Linked DNA regions of Homo sapiens: region 1 is linked to region 2. The links are chromatin contacts, found by Hi-C or POLR2A ChIA-PET in ENCODE. All regions are on one chromosome and are shown on one strand. The core of a region is the stretch at or near the end of the contact, and the rest is flanking DNA. Distances in the headings are between cores, read along the strand shown. Region 1 has its middle 20 kb from the start of RREB1. Region 2 overlaps LOC101928004 (a long non-coding RNA gene).

Region 1 (6,833 bases), core at 494-2,993, 300 kb after region 2:
TCTTGGTGTGCATTTAGGAAAAAGAGGAATGGCACTTCAGCAGCTTCTCATGTCCAGCCTGGCGTTCCAGCAGCCCTCTTCTTCCCATCCTTAAGGTGCGGCCCACAGGGAGGGTGGGGTTCAGAGCTGTCTGAACAAATCAAGTTCGATTTGTTGGTCTGTTTTAACCACAACACCTTTTAAGAAAATTAAAATCACTATTTCAAGTAGGGACTAAGTCGGTAGAGGGACCCCTCACTGTTGTGATTTCTGGGTGTTGGCAAATGGTACCGCATCATTTCACTGTCCACATGGGGACTTAGGATTGGTTCATTCTAGGACCTTGGGTGATTTAACCTCTCTGAATCTCTTTTCTGTCAATGGGGGCAGACTATCTGCCTCAAAGGGCAATTGCAAGGGTTAAATGAGGTCCCTTGGGCAAACCACTTGACTCAAAATTGAGTCAGGGCTCTCAGCACATGTCAACTTTTATTTGTTTCCAACTTCATAATCCAGATTTATTGAAAATGCAATGTTTTGTTGCTCTGAAATTCACTATAAATGGGTTAAGGAGGGCCGGGCGCCGTGGCCCACGCCTGTAATCCCAGCACTTTGGGAGGCCAAGGAGGGCAGGTCATCTGAGGTCAGGAGTTCGAGACCAGCCTGAACAACAGGGAGAAACCCCGTCTCTACTAAAAATACAAAATTAGCCGGGCGTGGTGGCACATGCCTGTAATCCCAGCTACTTGGGAGGCTGAGGCAGGAATCGCTTGAACCTGGGAGGCGGAGGTTTCAGTGAGCCGAGATCACACCACTGCACTCCAGCCTGGGCAACAAGAGCGAAACTCCATCTCAAAAAAAGAAAAAAAAAAAATAGAATGGGTTAAGGAAACTGGAGGAGACCAGGTCTACAAGGGGTATCCTTAGCTGCTTGGAAGACAGAAAGGAAAGACAACAGAGAGGTAAATAAAAGCAATGCTTCAAGCAACTTGAGATGCCAGAACACCTAGAAAGACCCAAGGCGGATGAAAAGCCCCAAGGGATATGCAAGCCTGGGGGGCCATCTGGGTGGTTTGCATCCTAGCCCGCTGACCTTGGAGGGGCTTTCCTGTCTTTCCCTGATTTCTTTCACTGCTGAAGAGGCTGCCCTCAAAGCCTGGAGCACTTGGCAGGGTTCCAGGGATCTGTACCAATGCCATGCCTCCTGATGACAGAGCAGAGGCTGGTGATGCTAGCTCACAGCCATGTGGCCTTGGCCTTGTCCTGCCTCTCTCTGACAGATGCTAGCATCAGTGGATGCTTTTGAGTTTCACATAGAAGACTGCTGAACTCTCAATTCTTGGGGTCAGGAGGTCTGAATCTAAGTCTCAGCTCTGCTTAGCTTTGCTGCTCTGAGTAGCTTTGGACTTTCAGCAAGTCACACATCAGCTTTCAGAATCCCAATTTCCCAATTTATTAAATGACTGTTAGACTCATTTAATAGGTGGGCTCTGGGTCCTTCCCCCGCTGGCCGGTATGCATTTTGAAGTCACCTCACCAGGCCTCCTTCAAGGCAGCACCACCTTTCAGGGTCAGTACCTAAGGCACAGTCCCTAACTACCAGCACCTCTCAGACTCTGATCTGATTTTGAAAAATTGTAGTTTTGGAAGCCTGATGTCCACAACCATGACCGAGGTTGCTCAAATGACTCTGATGAGTTTCCAGCACACCCTACACCCTGGCTGCACCCACAGCGACCCCGTCAGCCCAGCCTTCCTCAGCTTCCATCTGTGCGCCTGCTCCTCTTCCCCTGCACTATCTGAGAATTAAAGACGCATTCTTAATGAATCTTTCACTTTCAGTGTGTTCTTCCTGAATGAGTCGTAACTTCCATTTTTTTCTAGCTTCGCTCTCTGATCTCAAGGGCCACATCTAACAGAATTCACGTGTTCGATACAAAAAAAAAAAAAAGAACAGGAGGTTTCCACCTCTTTTTATTAATCAGAATGATTTCAGTTTAAATTAAATGTCCCACACAGAATTCCTTTAGAAGACTAGAACTGTTCATTAGAAAGTGAAAGTAGCTGATAATCCTTTTTTAAATATGAGGGGGGAAAAAAACTGGCAAGTCATTTAAACATCTTTCCTCTGGTAACTTACAAAAAATAAGCAAAATACTTTAATTTTGTCACTTTTCTTTTTCCCTCCTTTTGCCCACAATAAAGATGTCATAGAAGCTTTTCCATTCGTGCCGGACTCCTTAGGTTGGAGAAATAATTGGCTTTTCCTGGAGAGAAGGGTAGTGACAGACTGTGTCTGAGGTATTCTCTTGCAAATCCCTGAGGGTACTGAATAACAAAGTCTGTCTAGCTTCCAGTCTGCAACTCTTCTCGCTTTCCTTTGAACAAGGGCAGTAAGTTGCTCTTTTTCTGCCCAGCTCTGGCACTGAAAAAATCCAGTAGGTGGCCAAAGAGCCTTTAGAAGACTAAAGGCAGCTTCAGAGAGCCATTGGACCAGATTTTAAAAAGAAAAGTGTGCTTGTATCTTTGTATTGCAAACAATGCTGGAGGAGCTGAATGGTGCTTCAGACCTTGGGCTTAAAGACAGGTGACTTATTTAGGCCCCTTACAAATGGGCATGTTTGACTACAGCTAAATTAAGTTCTCAAAATAATCCCTGAAACTGGAGCTTAGACTGTTGAAGCAAGTACTCAGGGCAGACGTCTCAGGCGTACTCATTTTCACCTTTCATTTATGACATGGTGTCATCCTTCACAGCTCCACAGAAAAGCTCCTCCAGTGTTCTCTGTGAAACAGGAAAGAACTCTCTATGCACCAGATAAGCCAAACCCCTGGAGTTCCATGGGCTGAGAACTTTGCCCTTCATAAATTACTTCTGTGAAAAGTTCTAAGCTGAGGAGATGGCAATAAAGAAATTGCTCTGCGTTGTTTTATGGTTCCAGCATTCGGTTTCCTGTGGCGTCCCGTGGTCTTTGGTTTGAGTCATGAGAAGAAGCCTGAGAAGCAGGTATCACCCTGCTCTCAGCTAGGTATGTAGAACTGGCTACGGTACTGTGGACATCCCATTTGCCCAGCCACAGCTGTGTGCTGTATCACTGGGATGCTCTGAGTGCAAGGTGCATCTTTGAACGAAATACTAGATGTGACTGGTGCCTTCAGCAGTCATGTGGCAATTTTTAAAAAAGTGTGGTAAAATATAAATTACATACAAATTGAGCATCTTAACAATTTTTAAGTATACAGTTCAGTGGCATTAAGTATATATATGCACAGTGTGATACAACCATCATCACCACCCATTTCCAGAACTTTCTCATCTTCCCAAACTGAAACTCTGTACCCATTAAACACAAACTCCCCATTCCCCACCCCCAGCCCCTGGCAGCTGCCATTCTACTTCCTGTCTTGTTAAATTGGAGTGCTCTGGGTACATCATATAAGTGGAATCACACAATGTTTTTCCTCTTGTGACTGGCTTATTTCACTGAGCTAACGTCTTCAAGGTTCATCCACTTGTAGCATGTGTCAGAATTTCCTTTCTTTTTAGGGCTGAATAATATTGTATTGTATGGATAGGTCACATTTTTTGTTCATCCATTCATCTGTTGATGGACACTTCAGTTGCTTCTCTGCCTTTTGGCTATTGTGAATAGTGCTGCTACGAACATGGGTGTACAGATGTCTCTTCAAGTCCCTGCTTTCAGTTCTTTGGGGTATATATCTAGAAGTGGAATTGCTGAATCATATGGCAATTCTATTTTTAATTTTTGAAGACCTGCCATACTTTCCATAAAGTCTACAGCATGTTACAATCCCACCAGCAGTGTTTAAAGGTTTATATTTCTCTAGAGCCTTGCCAACACTTGCTATTTTCTTTTTTTTTTTTTTTTTATAATAGGCACCTGATAGGTGTGAGGTGGGGTCTCATTTGGCTTTTCTTGCATGCTCCCATACTCTTTTATTATAGATTTATAAGAGTATTAATATCTAATACTCCTTTCTATAGTTCTTCAGGAAAATTTTATTTGCTATTCTCATCTGCTTGTTTTCCTCAGATGTACTTGGGAATTATTTTTGTTATATTTCTCCCTGTACAATATTTTATCCAGTTAGGGTTTTGATTGGAGTTGCATTTAAGATATAAATTAATGTAGAATGAACTTCTTAAAAATAAACTTTTGGTCTTTCTATCTAAATCTTCCTTCATCTCTCTTCTTATATGTAGGTCTAGGTTTGTTGTTTTTCATTTATTCGTTGTAGACAAACCTTCCTGAATTTGTTGCTTTGTGAATGAGGTGTTAAAATTGTATTTTTGTAATGGTTATTGCCTTCCTATAGGAGTGTGTGTGTGTTTGTGTCTGTGAGTATGTGTTGTAACTGTCCACTTTACAGAGCAAAGCAATAAGATATTCAAAAGAACACAGTCTTTGTAGTCAGTCAGACTTGGGTTTGAATCCCAGCTCTGCCACTTACCAGATGCATGACACTGAGAAAACTTTAGTATGGTGTTTTACATACAGGAATTCAATAAATAATGGCTACTACAGTTAGATTTCTCTTTAAATAATTTCCATTAATTTCCTTGAATTTTCTGGTTACACAATGATATAATCTGTAATTAATGATAATATTAACTTTTTCTTTCCAATATTTAAATCTCTCACATCCATTTCATGTCATATTGTATTCACCAGAAAAACTTGTGGGACAATACTCTACAATTATGTGAACATATTCATTCCAGGGGAGTTTTATTCTGATTTTAAAAGGAATGCCTCTAGCTTTTTACCATTAAGTATAATATTGACATAGCTTGAAATTGATACTTTTTATAGGTTAGAGAGTATATTTCAGTTCTTTCTTTTTAAGTGTTTTTAAATTAGAAATCAGTTATCTTGGAAGATTTATACAATTACAACAACTTTATTTGTAAATTATAGTATTAATGTTACCTAAGAAGGAAGAGATGTAGGATCAATCTTATCCTGTCTGTGTGAAGTCTTTATTTTATTTTTTTTTTTGTCACTGACTTCAGGCTCATGAGTGAAGCACTTTTTTTTCTTTTTAGATTGTTCATTATGAAGTGGATTTGTGTGTGTGTGCTTCGCTTTCAGACCCTCATGAATTTTTTTTTCATGTGTGAAGTCTTTATAAGTATTTTTTAGGGATTTGAATATGGAAAGGAAATTAATTTAATTTGCCTGGGGATGGGTTTTAGGTGACATCTTCCTTTTACTGGCCAAACCACCAGTTTCTTTCTGTTATAGAAATTAGTACCTTACTTTTATATCTGGTTTGTGTCCTACAGGCACATTTTTATCTTTGATTCCCATGAATAATTCAACTATGGAATATTTAAGTTTTAAGTCGGGGGGCCCAATCCTTTGGTGTCCCTGAGCCACATCGAAAGATGAAGAATTGTCTTGGGCCATACATAAAATACACTAACACTAACGATAGCTGATGAGCTTAAAAAAAATTGCAAAAAAAAAAAATTCTGATAATGTTTTAAGAAAGTTTACGAATTTGGGGTTTGTTGTTGTTGTTGTTGTTGTTGTTGTTGTTGTTTTGAGACGAGTCTCGCTCTGTTGCCCAGGTTGGAGTGCAGTGGCACCATCTCAGCTCACTGCAACCTCCGCCTCCCGGGTTCAAGTGATTCTTCTGCCTCAGCCTCCCAAGTAGCTGGGATTACAGGTGTTCACCACACACCTGGCTAATTTTTGTATTTTTAGTAGAGATGGGGTTTCATCATGTTGGCCAGGCTGGTCTCGAACTCCTGACCTGAAGTGATCCACCCACCTCGACCTCCCAAAGTGCTGGGATTACAGGCGTGAGCCACGCGCGCCCGGCTGAGTTTACGAATTCATGTTGTGCTTCATTCAAAGCCGTCCTGTGGCATATGGGGCCTGCAGGTCACGGATTGGATAGGTTTGTTTTAAGTAACTCTATAATCTTAAACTAGTTACTCTTCTGGTTAAAGCTTATTAATATTTTAATAATAACTGTTTTCTTGATATAAAAGTAACATATTAGCTGGGTGCGGTGGTGCACACCTGTAATCCTAGCACTTTGGGAGGGCCAAGGCAGGTGAATTGCTTGAGCCCAGGAGTTTGAGACCAGCCTGGGCAACATGGCGAAACCCTATCTATTAAAAAAAAATACAAAAATTAGCCAGGGCTGGAGCAGTGACTCACGCCTGTAATCCCAGCACTTTGGGAGACCGAGGCGGGCGGATCACCTGAGGTCAGGAGATTGAGACCACCCTGACTAACATAGCGAAACCCTGTTTCTACTAAAAATACAAAAATTAGCTGGGTGTGGTGGCACACACCTGTAATCCCAGCTACTCAGGAGGCTGAGGCAGGAGAATTGCTTGAACCCAGGAGGTGGAGGTTGCAGTGAGTCGAAATCATGCCACTGCACTCCAGCCTGGGCGACAGAGTGAGATTCAGCCTCAAAAAAAATTAAACATTAAAATTAAAAAATAAAAACAGCGCATACAGTTATGTAAGATGCTTTTTTTCTCTTACTGTATTTTGAAAATTCCCAATTTCAAATAACCTTACACCTTATGATTGTTAATGGTTAGCATGTCATTTTTCATCATGTGAATACATTTAAATTTATGTTCCAAAACTCTGTTAGTAGACATTTAGCTTGTTTCCAGTTTTTCATGCTGGCAAATAATCTAATGACAATCATTCTTATATAAATAGTATGTATCTCTTTAAGATAGCTTCTAGAATTTTTTCTTCTTAGAAGTTGAGTGGCTGACTGAGTTATACATTTTCATTTTTCATTTATTTATTTATGTATTTATTTGAGACGGAGTGCTGGAGTGCAATGGCGCAATC
Region 2 (6,800 bases), core at 2,599-5,098:
GCACAGGAGAGGGAAAGGGAAATAGCTGATAATGCTGAAAGAAAGGTCCAGCAAGTAGCTGACTAAGAGGGGGCTCCAGGGAAGGGTCTCCAGGAAAAGTTTGCGAAAAATAAGACTACAATTTCAGCATTTTTAAATAGAGACCTTATGTTGATAAGATCTACACTGCAGGAAGCCAGAGATTGAGGCCTACTACACTTCAATTTTTTTTTTTTTTTTTTTTTGAGACAGAGTTTTGCTCTTGTTGCCCAGGCTGGAGTACAATGGGGCGATCTCGGCTCACCGCAAGCTCCGCCTCCCGGGTTCAAGCGATTCTCCTGTCTCAGCCTCCCAAGTAGCTGGGATTACAGGCATGTGCCACCACATCCAGCTAATTTTGTATTTTTAGTAGAGACAGGGTTTCTCCATGTTGGTCAGGCTGGTCTCAAACTCCAAACCTCAGGTGATCCGCCTGCCTCGGCCTCCCAAAGTGCTGGGATTACAGGCGTGAGCCACCACGCCCAGCCCATACTTCAAGTCTTTAACAAATAAAAGCGACTGACTTTCTTTTATGAACCAAAAGTTGATGTATCTCCTTGAGATAATCAAGGAGGGAAGAGATCCTGTGACACTCAGCAGGTAAGGGGAAGGCAGACCCTAGAACTAAAAGTCAGCACACTTCGAATGTGCTATTTAAAAGGGGAATGATGATACACTTTGAAAGAGGTCATAGTATTTGTCTAGTAGAATATGTAGCATCTATAAAGTGGTCACAATATTTGCCAAAGAGAGTAAAACCTTTAAGACCAATAAAGGATCCTTGAGAGCTAAACTTCCTGTTTTCATCACTTTGTTAATTTGTTAAGATTTTAATTTTAGAATCCATAACACTGAGTTCTATTTATTCTGGAGGCTGGTTTACTTCACACTTGCCCCCCACCCAAAGAAAAAGATACAGAGAATTTACAATGTTTGAAACAGGAAAACAACATGTACATGCATTTAACATGTCTGATGGTGTGTGTGGAAAGAATTAAAGACCTATGTATTGAAAACTAAGTCTTTTTTTAAAATGGGCAGTTAAACGCAGGAAAAACAAAAATTAGTTTAGAAAAGGAAATGCAATCACGACTGATAACTCTCTACTTGGCTATGTAGTCAGCAATATTTATATAGTTTAATAATGTAAATACTGTCCAACTAATGATGTCAACAAATATGATATAATTATATTGAGAGGATACTGGAAGGGGAGTGTATAGTTGTATGGGGATGGTGTGGGGGTAAGTTGTATCTAATTGTAATGAATAGACTATTCATAAAAGTGTGAAAAGGGTTTAGGAAAACAGAGTGCAGTACCTAGCACTGACAGTAGCAGGCAGTCATTGCCACCTCTAGGCATGAGAGCTCAAGGGCAAGGTAGGAGCAATTTCTAGAACCTAAGAGAGCGGCTATATGGAGAGCACTGCCTGCCAGAAGAGGAGGAAGGGGCTTATCTAGGAGAGTAAACACTCTGGCCCCTGCATCTTCCTCCAATCCAGTCTCCTGCCAATGTCTCTCATGAGCCACACCCAACCCAGAAGCCAGTGATCAGGTAGCCTGTTCACTGCGTTCCTACAGGTCAGCCTCTTGGGAGAATGCCCAGGGTGAGAAGAATACATCTGGAAGAGGCAGATGGTGTCCAGTAGAGAGAGACAAAACTTCATCACCGGAAGATGCCAAATGTCTCAAATCAACACATCAATAAAAATTGCCGTTCTCCTATTACATGTAGAATTGAACTGGCTAACATTTGGAAGTGGCTGCCTCTGGGGAGCAGGAAGAATTGGGAGAAGGTGGGCAAGAAAACGCTGTTTTTCATAAATCTTAAACTAGTTGATTGTTAAAATATTTATGTATATTGCCTGATTAGGAAAAAATAGCAAAATATTGTAAAATGTTAAAAGCCAAAACAAACAAACAAAAAACAAAACAAAACAAAACAAAAAAACCTCAGCAGGCACAAGGAGGGGAAGAAATGTGCCAGCTTTGTCACTAAGATAGACCCCATGGATTTGAATCTGTCTAGCTGTGGGGCCCTGGGTCACTCACTTTCCCTCTCTGGCCTTAGTTTTTACAGCTGTAAAACAAAAATAGCATTTCCAACCTCAGAGAGATTTGAATGAGATGATGTATAAAAGCATTTGGTACAAAACGAGCCCTTAGATAATGAGATGCACAGAATAAAAAAGAGAGGGAGCGTGTATGAAAGTCACTAAAAGACAATAGATATCTTTATCATTGGTTTGCTTCTGTCTTTTCTACCTTCCCTTGAAACCTCAACAGCTAACAGAGTCTGGCTCATGGCAAATGCTCAGTGAAAATCTGTTGGAGGAGAGAGTAGAAGACAGCCCTAGAGGACTTTTCTGCCTTACTCCTCCATTTGCTGTAACAGGCCAGATCCAAGGGCCTTGGGATCTGCCTCTCAAAGTTTCACCTTGAGCCTGCCCTTGCAGTCAGTCACTCCCCTGATAGCCCCAGCCCACCTCCTGGCTGCCCACCTCCCTGCAGCTGGCTCCTAGACCATCATAACCCTGTTTTGCATGTGGAGCTTCTCAGAGTCATGCCCCATCCCTGAAGCATCTCCCAGCTTGTATACACATTCCCTCCACTCATCACTCTGGAGCCTTTTTTGTGGGATGATGAACCAAGTAAAGGAGCCGGGGCTGGTCCCTGTGGGACTGGTACATTGGAAAGACTGTTGATGCTCTGCCAATGGCTTCACCACAAATGCCCAGGGATGCTTTTTCAACACAGTGATGGCAAGATTGAAGAAGCACAGTGAAGCATAGAAGAGACCCCTGTGGCTCAGTCACAGGGTCAGAGAGTCAGGCCGTCCTGACTGCACCCCTGCTCATACTTCCAGGAGTGCTCCAAGGACAGGTTCTGATTTCACCTTCATGCAGCTCCCTGGCCACACATGCTTCTCCACTGGGTGCAATGCTCTGGTGGGAGGAAATGAAGTCCTTTGAATTCTTTACTCATTAATACCTATTCCCCATGCGGGACACATTTTTATGGCCTACCAGTGGCCAGTCCCCTTTCATTAATAACAGAACCCTCGTGTATGGCAGTGAGTGCCCTTTTGCAGTCATAGACCGTGGAGTCATCATGTGATCAAGGCCTGCCTCTAGGGAAGGTCCCTCTCCCTGATGAGAGAGGTTCAGGGGGAGGAAGCCCTTTGCCAAGTCTCCCTCGTCTCCTGCTTGGGTTTCCACGGTGTGCGAGGAAACATGGTGGTCATCTTTGACTAGAAAGCAGGATGTTGCTGACACGCCAAAAATGGTAGAGTAGTAAGACAGAAAGAGCCTCCACCCTTGGGGTTATCACAGAGCCACAGAATTCACCCTGGGCCATTCCTAGTGCTCTAAGTCAAGGGTCATGGGATCTTCAGCTGGTTGCAGCCCAAACAATCTTTAATGATGCAATGTGTACACCATCAACAGAGACATCAAAGTCAGTTTCGTTGCTCTTGTATTGCCTGAGAGATGTGGATGCCTTTTTGTCAAAACTCAACCCTAAACTGAGGGCATTCTTATTTTTTGTTTATTTATTTATTATTATTATTTTTAGAGATGAGGTCTCGCTATGTTACCCAGGCTGGACTTGAATTCTTGGGCTCAAGCAATCCTCCTGCCTCAGCCCCCTGAGTAGCTGGGACTATATGCATGCACCTCCATGCCCAGCTCAGGACATTCTTGCAAGGGCAACTATGATGTCTGTGGGTGGAACCAGATGACTTTGATCCCAAGAAAGGGCTCAGGCAGTCAGGCATGCACATTTGCAGCCTGAAGGCCACACACAATGATAGGAGGCAATGGAGCTTACCTTCCTTCCCTGCCCATAAACCTGATGTCACCCTGTGAGTCCTACGGATGTGAGTCACTTTGCTCTTATGATTCTGAAAGAGGGTTTGTGGAGAGGCTTCCTCGGGAGGCTGGAAAGAGAGGGGCAGGTCTCTTCCCTGCCATGATGCCAGCAAGCACTGCAGAAGTGGGACCCAGCAAGTGAGTCTTCCTGGGCGGGAGCAAAAACCTTCCTAGTTGCTACCTTTGGCCTAGTTATATGGAGAGGAGATACCACCTGGATTCTATCCTTTATCTCACCAGTGGTGCCTGGAAGGCTTCAGATTTGCAGCGTGCTTTGAAATGGTTGATTTTCTTCCTAACAGACGGGTACAAGAACCCCTCTTCAGTGCTTCCAGAAGAAATCATGTGAAAGAATACAGTCAGCCCTCTCAGGATAATGGAGACAAGTTCTCACATATTGGTGGGCACACGCATGACCTAGGGAGCTTGTTTAACAGGCAGGTTCTGGGCCTCAGCACTAGTACTTTAATTCAGGAAATCGAGGCAAGGGCCCAGGAATCTCCTTTTGAAATAAACCCTGCATGTCCTTCAACACAAGGTCATCAGACCATTGAAAAATAGATAGAAATGATTGAAATCCATTGATTATTCAGGAAGTTTCATTTTGGGCAATGATCTTTTCTCCTTTTTTTTTTTTTTTTTTTTTGAGACAGGGTCTCGCCCTGCTGCCCAGGCTGGAGTGAAGTGGTGTGATCACCACTCACTGAAGCCTCACCCTCCCCGGCTCAAGCAATCCTCCTGCTTCAGCTTCCTGAGTAGCTGGGACTACATGTGCACACTACTACACCCCACTAATTTGTTTTTAATTTTCTGTAGAGGCAGGGTCTCACTATGTTGTCCAGGCTGATCTCAAACTCTTGGCCTCAAGGGATCCTCCTGTCTGGGGCTCCTAAAGTGCTGGGATTACAGGTGTGTACTTGAATGTTATCCATTAACTCTCTCTTCCCAGCCCCTCCTTCCTCAAACCCTATATACCTCACCCATTTCTAATTTTCATACCAGAATTACTAAAATGTAGTGGCGTGACCCTAGGTATGAGAATTGTTCTTGCATCCCACAATTTATGCCATCTGAACTCTTTATCAAGTATACGCTCTCTCCCTCAGACACATTCCACAGCCATCTGCGGAGCACGTGCTGGGGGCTCAGAAACCATCAGGGCCTCAGTCCTTCATCTTCTCCGGGCTCCTTTTTCTGGTTTATCTTGCCTCCATTCACCTTTACCATCTCAACGCCACTCCTTGGGAGCATCCAAATCCCTCCCCTCCCAGATCAGTTACCCAGTGCCCAGACCCAAGTCCTTGTGCCAGTCTTATTCCACTTGCTCTCCCTTCTCGTCTCACGCTTTCCCGCTGTAGTCACTCTCGCCTGAGATCTGGATAGCTCCTCTGCACCAACCATCTGCCCACCCCCGGCACCTCAAACTCAACAACTCCCTCCCTCCCCAGCAACTCCTCCTGGGTTTCCTGTTTTCTGATTCTGACACACCTACTTTACCTGGGTCAAGACCTTGGAGTAACATTTGATGCTTTTTTTTTACCCGATTTAATTCCTTACCAAATTTGACTCACTTGTTTTCTGTTTCTCTCCCCTCTGTCCCTTTCATTTGCATCATGATCTTTGTGCTTGTCTCGAATTCAATTCTAGTCAAGCCTCTGGTTGCAAGAAAGAAATAACCAGTCAACCTAAGGGGGTTATGAAAAGGCAGAGGCACATCTCACTGACACACAATGGAAATACAAGGGGCCTCATAGGAAACAAGATTAGATCTGGGAAGGTGTTGAGGCAGCTGTGCTTCCAGTTGTTTTTTTTGCCTCCTCTGGGGCCATGTGGTTTCTTACCTGGATCTCTTTCTGCAGATTTGGCCTGTTCCCCTGCCTTTCTAGCTTGTTTATGTCCCCAGATGATTATCCCAACCCCTCATGACCTTCCCGTGCAACTGTTCTCCAGTCTAAATACAGCTTTGGTCACTTGCTCAGATTCGGAAAGGAGAGGTTCAGTGGACACTGGCCAGCCAATGGATTGCACTGGCCTCACCAGGAGCCCAGCTTTAATGCTTTAATACCAGGCAGAATCATGGTATTAACATCGATTCCTGGGTGTGGTCCTTCAGCAGCAGCTATTGGGAAGGTGCATTCCAGATGGGCTGTTTGGGGGTTCCCTGTTATAGTCTACTGCAGTGCTTCCTAGAAGCTGGGTGAAGGACTGGTGGCATGTCCAGAACGAAGTTCTTGCCTTTTTGTGATGAAATGAGAAAAACAAGCATGTAAGTATGTGAGCGTGTGCATGTGTGTGTTGGGAGGAGAAATGATATGTTAATATAAAGTCCCAGATGTCCTTTTTGGGAAATACTGCCTACACAGCAACAACATCCTTCCTGCTTAGGGAAGCTAGCATGTCCTTTTATTTACAAAGTGATAGTGGGACTAGGTGGTTGTTCTTATTGTTATTGTTGTCTATGCCCTTATTTGGCAAAAATAGAATATTGGGACACTTAGGTCAATCTCTTCAAGTTTTGAGGGGAAACTTGGCTGGTTCATGAAATCCAAATGTCTTAGAAACACTAGGCTATGTCCTGGCTCTTTTCATAGCTTCCTAAACGGTCTCTTGACCTTCCAGATCTCTTTTCCATCACATCACTGTCACACTAATCCCTCTAAAATGTTGCTGAATAAAGTATTTTCTTGTTTAAGTCTGCAAGGGCTTTGCAATGATTGTGAAATCGAATAGAAAGTCTTCAGCCTGTACAAACCAGCTCCAACCTAAGGTCCCAGCCCTCTCCCATACCTCTCCCCACGCCCACCATGTGCTTCAGACAAGCTCCTCCTTGGCCCTTCTGACCCTGCCCCTCCCACCGCTGGGCCCGCTTTCCAGCCTATGCAGGTCCAGTGATAATCCCTCCATGAAGTTCTC

What was found. A loop is a pair of places that touch in the nucleus more often than their neighbours do. ChIA-PET counts read pairs that join two places held with the same protein, here RNA polymerase II (POLR2A). Pooled maps may share reads with other maps.
Region 1: a map with no recorded cell type shows a loop between it and region 2 (7-fold over the local background). The contact joins two enhancer-like sites. A Hi-C loop is called at or near these places in 21 of 37 single-sample maps with no recorded cell type and 11 of 50 pooled maps. POLR2A ChIA-PET finds 5 or more read pairs at or near these places in 4 of 52 experiments (OCI-LY7, activated B cell, activated CD4-positive, alpha-beta T cell and 1 more).

What each region holds. Positions count from the first base shown.
Region 1 is chr6:7,084,893-7,091,725 of GRCh38, forward strand. No RefSeq gene overlaps it. Among named protein-coding and RNA genes, the nearest start is that of RREB1, 20 kb to the right of the region's middle. RefSeq lists an enhancer at 1,171-1,260 and a silencer at 3,038-3,107. Within about 2 kb of position 1,744, at least 19 of the 41 ENCODE cell types and tissues checked have a DNase peak (open chromatin) inside an H3K27ac peak, as active enhancers do.
Region 2 is chr6:6,787,228-6,794,027 of GRCh38, forward strand. The region is part of intron 2 of LOC101928004 (a long non-coding RNA gene); the gene reads right to left. Among named protein-coding and RNA genes, the nearest start is that of LINC03055, 95 kb to the right of the region's middle. Within about 2 kb of position 3,849, at least 2 of the 41 ENCODE cell types and tissues checked have a DNase peak (open chromatin) inside an H3K27ac peak, as active enhancers do.